Linked DNA regions of Homo sapiens: region 2 is linked to region 1. Evidence: chromatin contacts called from ENCODE Hi-C or POLR2A ChIA-PET data. All regions are on one chromosome and are shown on one strand. Each heading gives the region's core, a stretch centred on a gene start or an enhancer-like site at or near the end of the contact. The rest is flanking DNA. Distances are from core to core; before and after follow the strand shown.

Evidence for each region. Hi-C counts contacts between places; a loop is a spot of excess contacts on that map. ChIA-PET counts read pairs that join two places held with the same protein, here RNA polymerase II (POLR2A). Pooled maps may share reads with other maps.
Region 2: a map of naive thymus-derived CD4-positive, alpha-beta T cell shows a loop between it and region 1 (5-fold over the local background). The contact joins the promoter of MIR3677HG here to the enhancer-like site in region 1. A Hi-C loop is called at or near these places in 10 of 168 maps with a recorded cell type or tissue (B cell, CD8-positive, alpha-beta T cell, GM12878 and 5 more), 24 of 37 single-sample maps with no recorded cell type and 23 of 50 pooled maps. POLR2A ChIA-PET finds 5 or more read pairs at or near these places in 22 of 52 experiments (A673, AG04449, CD4-positive, alpha-beta T cell and 18 more).

The regions. Positions count from the first base shown.
Region 1 is chr16:2,157,930-2,160,823 of GRCh38, reverse strand. All of the region lies in intron 1 of TRAF7 (TNF receptor associated factor 7), which reads right to left. Among named protein-coding and RNA genes, the nearest start is that of TRAF7, 3.6 kb to the right of the region's middle. RefSeq lists enhancers at 356-937, 938-1,520, 2,687-2,894. Within about 2 kb of position 1,388, at least 16 of the 41 ENCODE cell types and tissues checked have a DNase peak (open chromatin) inside an H3K27ac peak, as active enhancers do.
Region 2 is chr16:2,267,211-2,270,104 of GRCh38, reverse strand. It overlaps MIR3677HG (MIR3677 and MIR940 host gene), which reads right to left and starts at 1,442. Exons shown (of 3, transcript NR_132988.1): 1 at 1,262-1,442. It overlaps RNPS1 (RNA binding protein with serine rich domain 1), which reads left to right and starts at 1,979. Exons shown (of 8, transcript NM_080594.4): 1 at 1,979-2,050. RefSeq lists a silencer at 1,332-1,781 and an enhancer at 1,912-2,171.

The DNA.
Region 1 (2,894 bases), core at 139-2,638:
CACAGTCATCGAGGCTGGGGGGTGGCCGGGCAGGAAGTTGTCAACCGGAGTGAGAATTCCCCTTCAATTCTCTGGCCTCTCTGCCCTCCAGTTCCCAGTGCTGGGGAAGTGGGGGTGTGTTCCATAGAATGAGAGACTCTTCCCAAACCGGGAAAAGCCATGGGGGCAGCTAGTGGCTGAGAAAGGGCTTTCCCCATCAGCCCCCCTACCCCTCCCTTCCATGTCCCCACCACGCCTGCCCGAGCACCGCCCGCCCACCCACACCGCCCGCCCATCCACACCGCCTGCCCGAGCACCTCCCGCCCACCCACACCGCCCGCCGGTCCACACCTCCCGCCCGTCCACACCGCCCGCCCATCCACACCGCCTGCCTGTCCACACCACCTGCCCGTCCACACCACCTGCCCGTCCACACTGCCCATGCTGGATGCTCCAGGAGTATTCGATCTTTGAAAGAGAAAAGTCATTGAGGAAGCGCAGCATCCACCCTGGGGAAGGCCAGTGCTGACCTTCAGGGGCGAGGTGCGTGGGTCAGCACCGTGCAGAGGGGAAGGGCAGGATTGGCCCCCCACCGTCCCCTCCAGCTGGGGCCAACGCAGGGCAGCCCCTCCCTGACCTCGCCTGAATCTGGGATTCAGGCCCAGGGTCTTTGTCCACCCCACATTCACGTAGGAGGGATTCCGGGGCCCTGGGGGCACCCACTGTGCAATAAGGAAGTGGAAGTCTTCCTCAGCGCCTCGCTGCCTCCACCCCAGCCCCTCTTCGGCAAATCCCTCAGGAGCCCCTCCCTAGCTCCCACAAGCTGGGCTTAGAGGGCTCTGCTGGGGCATCGCCCTGGGGGCATGTGGGATGCGGACACCCACCCCTTTCCCTGGAGACACACCTGGAGGGGGTCTGGGTCAGGGGTCCCCGCCCACTTGGCAGCAGCCTGGGGGGCCCTGCTGAGTGGGGGAGATGGGGGCTTCCAGATGCAGCTCCCTGCTCGGGCCAGGCCCGGCCTTAAAGCAGCTCCTCCAGCAACCCGGAGCAGGTGGGGTGTGGGGGTCCCCTGAACATGTGTGGGGCGCAAGCCATGGGTGGGTGTGCCTGTGAGGCCTGCAACTGCCCTGGGAGGAGCCTGGGACGGCTCCAGAAGCCTCCGCCCCGCCTGCCACAGGGCTGTGTGTGGCCGGCTGGCTGGACTGCGGCCAGAGCTCCGAGCGTGGCCCCTGGCATCACAGAGCCTGCCCAGGGCACCCACAGACTGCCCGCCCCAGCCCAGCCCCTGCCTCAGCCCCCTGGCCCAAGCCCAGGCCGCTAAATTCTATAGAAACAGGCCTGGTTGCCATAGCAAAGCCACACGCACTTCCGCCGCTGTTCCCTGACGTCCCTTAGAACGTTTTTTCCATCCCAAATAGGCAGGGTGTGACGTCGAAGGCTCCTGGGGTGCCCCGGCCTCTGCCAGCCTTGGTCCTTAGGATCCCCTCAGAACCCCAGCAGGCCCTGGTCTGAGGCCGGCTTGGCCCCGCTTCCCTCCTAGCACGGCGAACCCCCTTGCCTGTCCCTGCCCCCAACACCCACAGCCCCAGCTCTGCAGAGGCCTCTGAACTCCTCCCCCAGCTCTGCTCCTACTGCATCCACTCAGCCTCCAGGCCTGTCTTGCCCTGGCCAAGCCTCTCCAGCGTCCGTATCTCCCTCTGCTCCAGGGAGGGGGTCCCCACAGCTCGGCCAAGGCTTTACCCCAACTTCACAGTAAGGATGCCTTTTGCTGCCCCTCCGACCCCTTGGGGGCTGGCAACATCTCTCAGTCCTTTTTTCCCCTGTATCTCATGGCTGTCTATTGTGTGGGGACCTGGCCCAGTCGAGGGGAAGTCCAGAGGGCTTCCTGGAGGATGAGGCTGCTGGGATCCAGAGTGGGGAGAGTATCCTGGGGCACAGGAAGAGACCCCAGCTTCACAGCTCTGGGCTGGGGAGTGCGTTCCTGGCTCTCACCCAAGTCAAGTGGGCCTCAGACTCTCAGAAACAGGTCGTGAGCTTTGCCCAAGAGCCAAGGGTGGCAGTGTCCCCCCCCCCCCCGCCGAGCCCACGCTTCCCAGTCCCACGCTGTGTTCTCATTTGCTTCCTGTGTGGCTCGGTCTCCCGGGCTCCCTCCTTCCTTCTGCCCTGCAGCAGCAGGGAGCTGACATAAACACTGGCCATACATGGGCCCGAAGAGGCAACAGGAATGTGAGGGCAGAGACCACTGACCCCCTCAGTCACCCAGCGCCCTCATGCCAGCGTGCCACCGCACTGCCACCTCCTTTCCCACACCGTCCCACGGCCCTCAGTCCTGGCCCTCTGCGTCGCTGCCCCCTACTTCCCACCTGGGTGCTTCTGGGGTTGGGTCACCTCCACCCCGAGTTTCCAGGCAGCCGGCTTCCTCCAGCCGGGTGAGGGTGTCCGGGTCTACACGTGACCAGCCCCAGCCTCCAGTGCCCGCTTTCCCCTTTCACCTGCCCCACCTGGCTGCACCCTCCTCCTCCAGGGAGCAAGGCTGGGGACAGCAGCGGATCTGTCAAAGACTAAGGGGTTGGTGGGTCCCTCTCCACAGGTTCCCCCCGCATGATCCACACAGAGGGCCTGGTGAAGTCCTCGGTGCCCACCCACTGAGAAGGCCGGACTGAGACACACGCAGCCAACAGCTCTCGGCCCTCCCCACATGCCCTCCCTGACCCCGCAGGGTGTCCATCCAGGAGATGCTGTGACACCGTGGTCAAGGCCACAGGCACTGGGCTCAGACAGAGCTGGGTTCAAAGTCCACTTCTACCACTTCACAGCTGTGTACCTGCCCTCCTGGCCTCGGGCTTCTCGAAAAACGGAATAGAGCCAGAACCCTGTCTGGAAGGAGCCGAGAGAAGATGGATCCGTCAAGAGTG
Region 2 (2,894 bases), core at 193-2,692, 110 kb before region 1:
CCCCTAGCGCCGACTCTGGGGCCCCTTCAGCAGGGGGGCGGCCCCTCTGTTCCACTTAATCTTCCATGCCTGGGCACAGCAGGTGTGACAGTAATGCAGAGACTCTAACTCACTTTACATGTCATCAAACCCAAATCCAACGGGTACCCAAACCAGACTGATGGGCCTGCCAGCCTCCACCCACAGGAACACACTGGTGACTTACTGCAGCAGACTCGGGAGGTAGCTCCTCCTCCTAGCTGCCTTTGTCCCCAACTCCTTGGACATCCCTTAGCCCAGGGTGAAGGGTCAAGGGCACACTTGACACCCTCGGACAGGGCCAGAGGGAGTGGGTCTCGGCAGGAAGTCACCAAGAGCTGGCTTCCCACACAGGGAAGAGGGCAGTGATGGCAGACCACATCCCCACTATCTATCCATCCATTCACCCACCCACCCACTCCGGGTCACCAAGCTGCACCCTGTCCTTTGCTCTGACATCTAAAGTCTCCAAGTCATGCTGGTTCTCTCCTCCCAAAGATCGGCTTGGATCTGTTCCCTTCTCCCTTCCTTGCTGCCACGAAGCTGTTCAGACAAAGTCTGAAGCTCAGCGCACCGTCAATCCCTCCACAAATAACCACAGGGCAACGACTGCCTGACAGGCACAGCAGAGAACAAAACCCGCCCTCGGCCGGGGGCGGTGGCTCACGCCTGTAATCCCAGCACTTTGGGACGCCCAGGAGCGAGCACTTTGGGAGGCCAAGGCGAACCTAGGAGCGGATCACGAGGTCAGGAGTTCTCGACCAGTCTGGCCAACATAGTGAAACCCTGTCTCTACCAGAAAAATACAAAAAAAATTAGCCGGGTGTGGTAGTGTGCGCCTGTAATCCCAGCTACTCGGGAGGCTGAGGCAGGAGAATCGCTTGAACCCGGGAGGCGGAGGTTGCAGTGAGCCGAGATCGCGCCGCTGCACTCCAGCCTGGGCAACAGTGCGAGACTCTGTCAAAAAAAAAAAAAAATCCGCCCCGTCAGTGTGGGGAGTTGACGCGGAGCCTCCTGCCTGCACCCCTACAGCGTCACCCCCTCCTCTGTCCCTGCCAGAGGCGCCACCTCTGGACTCTCCCAGGGTCGGACCCTGGTCGACAGTGCTCCCTGCCCGGACCCTGCACCGGCCGATGGATGAAGCCTCGGCGCTGCGCCGTTCACACGCTCCGTGCCGCTGCCGCGAAGCTCGCGCGGGCCTGCGAGCCGGTACCCGGGCCTCCCTTCCCTGCTTCCAGCGAACCTCGGCGCCTGCTGTTCCCCCGCCGGGCGCGCCCTTCCATTCGGGTCTCAGCGGCAGTGTCACCTCCCCGGAGAGGCCCGCCGTTGCACCCCATCTCCCACTCTCAAGCTCGTCGCTCTTCCTGCCCGCACAGCCCGCCTGCCGCGCCCACCCGGTGGAGGTCCGCCTGCCGGGAGGCCGCGTCCACGGGAACACCCCAAACGCCACCAGTGGATTTTGACCGCACGAACGCACGCCCTGCCCCAGCCCGTCTCTCCGAGCTACTTCCGCCCTGCGGGCCCCCACGCCCCGCCACGCACGGCCGCAGAGCCTGCGAACCCCTCCTGTGCTACCACCCCGCCGGCCTCAGCACAGCCCGGCCCGGAGCCCCGCCTCCACCGCCGGCGACAGGGGCCGGAGTCTGCCCGGGCGGGCCCAGTGCGCCCGCGCAAGGAAAGGGGCGGGGCACGGGCGCGTTAACACCCTCCGCGCCGGAGGACGAGCCTCGGTCATCGCGCTGCCCTCCCAGGTTCAACAGGCTACCCATGTGCCCGCTCCAGTAAGCGTGCAACCAGCCCGGTCAGTCCCAGGGACTTTACCGGCTAGGAGACACCTTGAACGTCCCCAGCGCGACTCCCACAAACTGCCTTGACTCTTTAACGCTTCCTCGCTGGCGCCCATTGGGCCAGGCGTTTACGTCATCGCTGCGCGCCGGGCGGCGGCGACTTCCCGCTCCTTGACTCTGACGTCAGAGCGGCGCCGGCCTCGGCGGCTGAGGAAAGCAGGAGGAGGTGGCGGCGGCGGGAAGATGTAAGTTGGGGCGGAATCCGACTGCATCCGTGTTTCGGGGGCTGCCCGGCAGGCCCGGCAGGACGCCTCGTGAAGCCGGTCCACTCCTCAGCCCCGCAGTGCGGCGGTGGCCTGGCAGCGCGGTGCGGGCTCCGAGAAGAAAGAGTGTGGCCCGGGGCGGGCGGAGTGGGAGGTGTCGAGGCCGTGGCCCGGAAGTGGTCGGGGCCGCTGCGGACGGAAGGGCGCCTGTGCTTCGTCCGCTCGGCGGTGGCCCAGCCAGGCCCGCGGGACTCAGACCAGCGGGGAGCGCGGCCTCCGCCCTTGGGGCCCTCCCGCCGGGCCGGAGACCCAAGCCCCCAACGCCAGGCCCTGCCCTGGAAGCGCTCGCGGCCCGGCGCCTGGACGGGGGAGTTGTGAGTGAACGCGGACGGGTAGCGGCGAGGTCGGCGTGTCGGGCCGGTGTCGGCGGGCGCGGAGTTTCTTTGTGGGATGCGGTGGAAGGTCGGCCGATCCCCCCTTCGGAGTCATTAATTCAAACGTGTACTCCGCGAACGTTTCCCGGACTCCCGTGTGCAATTATCGGCGCTAGGCCGTGGGGATACGGCCCACTATGGACCGAGCACGGTGGCCGAGCTCAGTTTGATGGGTTACCCCAGAGGGGCGGATACGGGAAGGTTAAGTTTGTTGGAGGAGAAACGTGGAGTAGGCTTTTTGTCTTGATTCCGCATGAACTGTGCCTGAAATGTACTTTTAAATGGGGAAGGTGCTCTGAAGATTTGTGCCGAAACGCCCTCTCCTCGAGATTTAACTAATTGTTCTCTCCTCTCTCTGGCTGTTGGACGCGCACCTTTCCGGAGGATGGGGG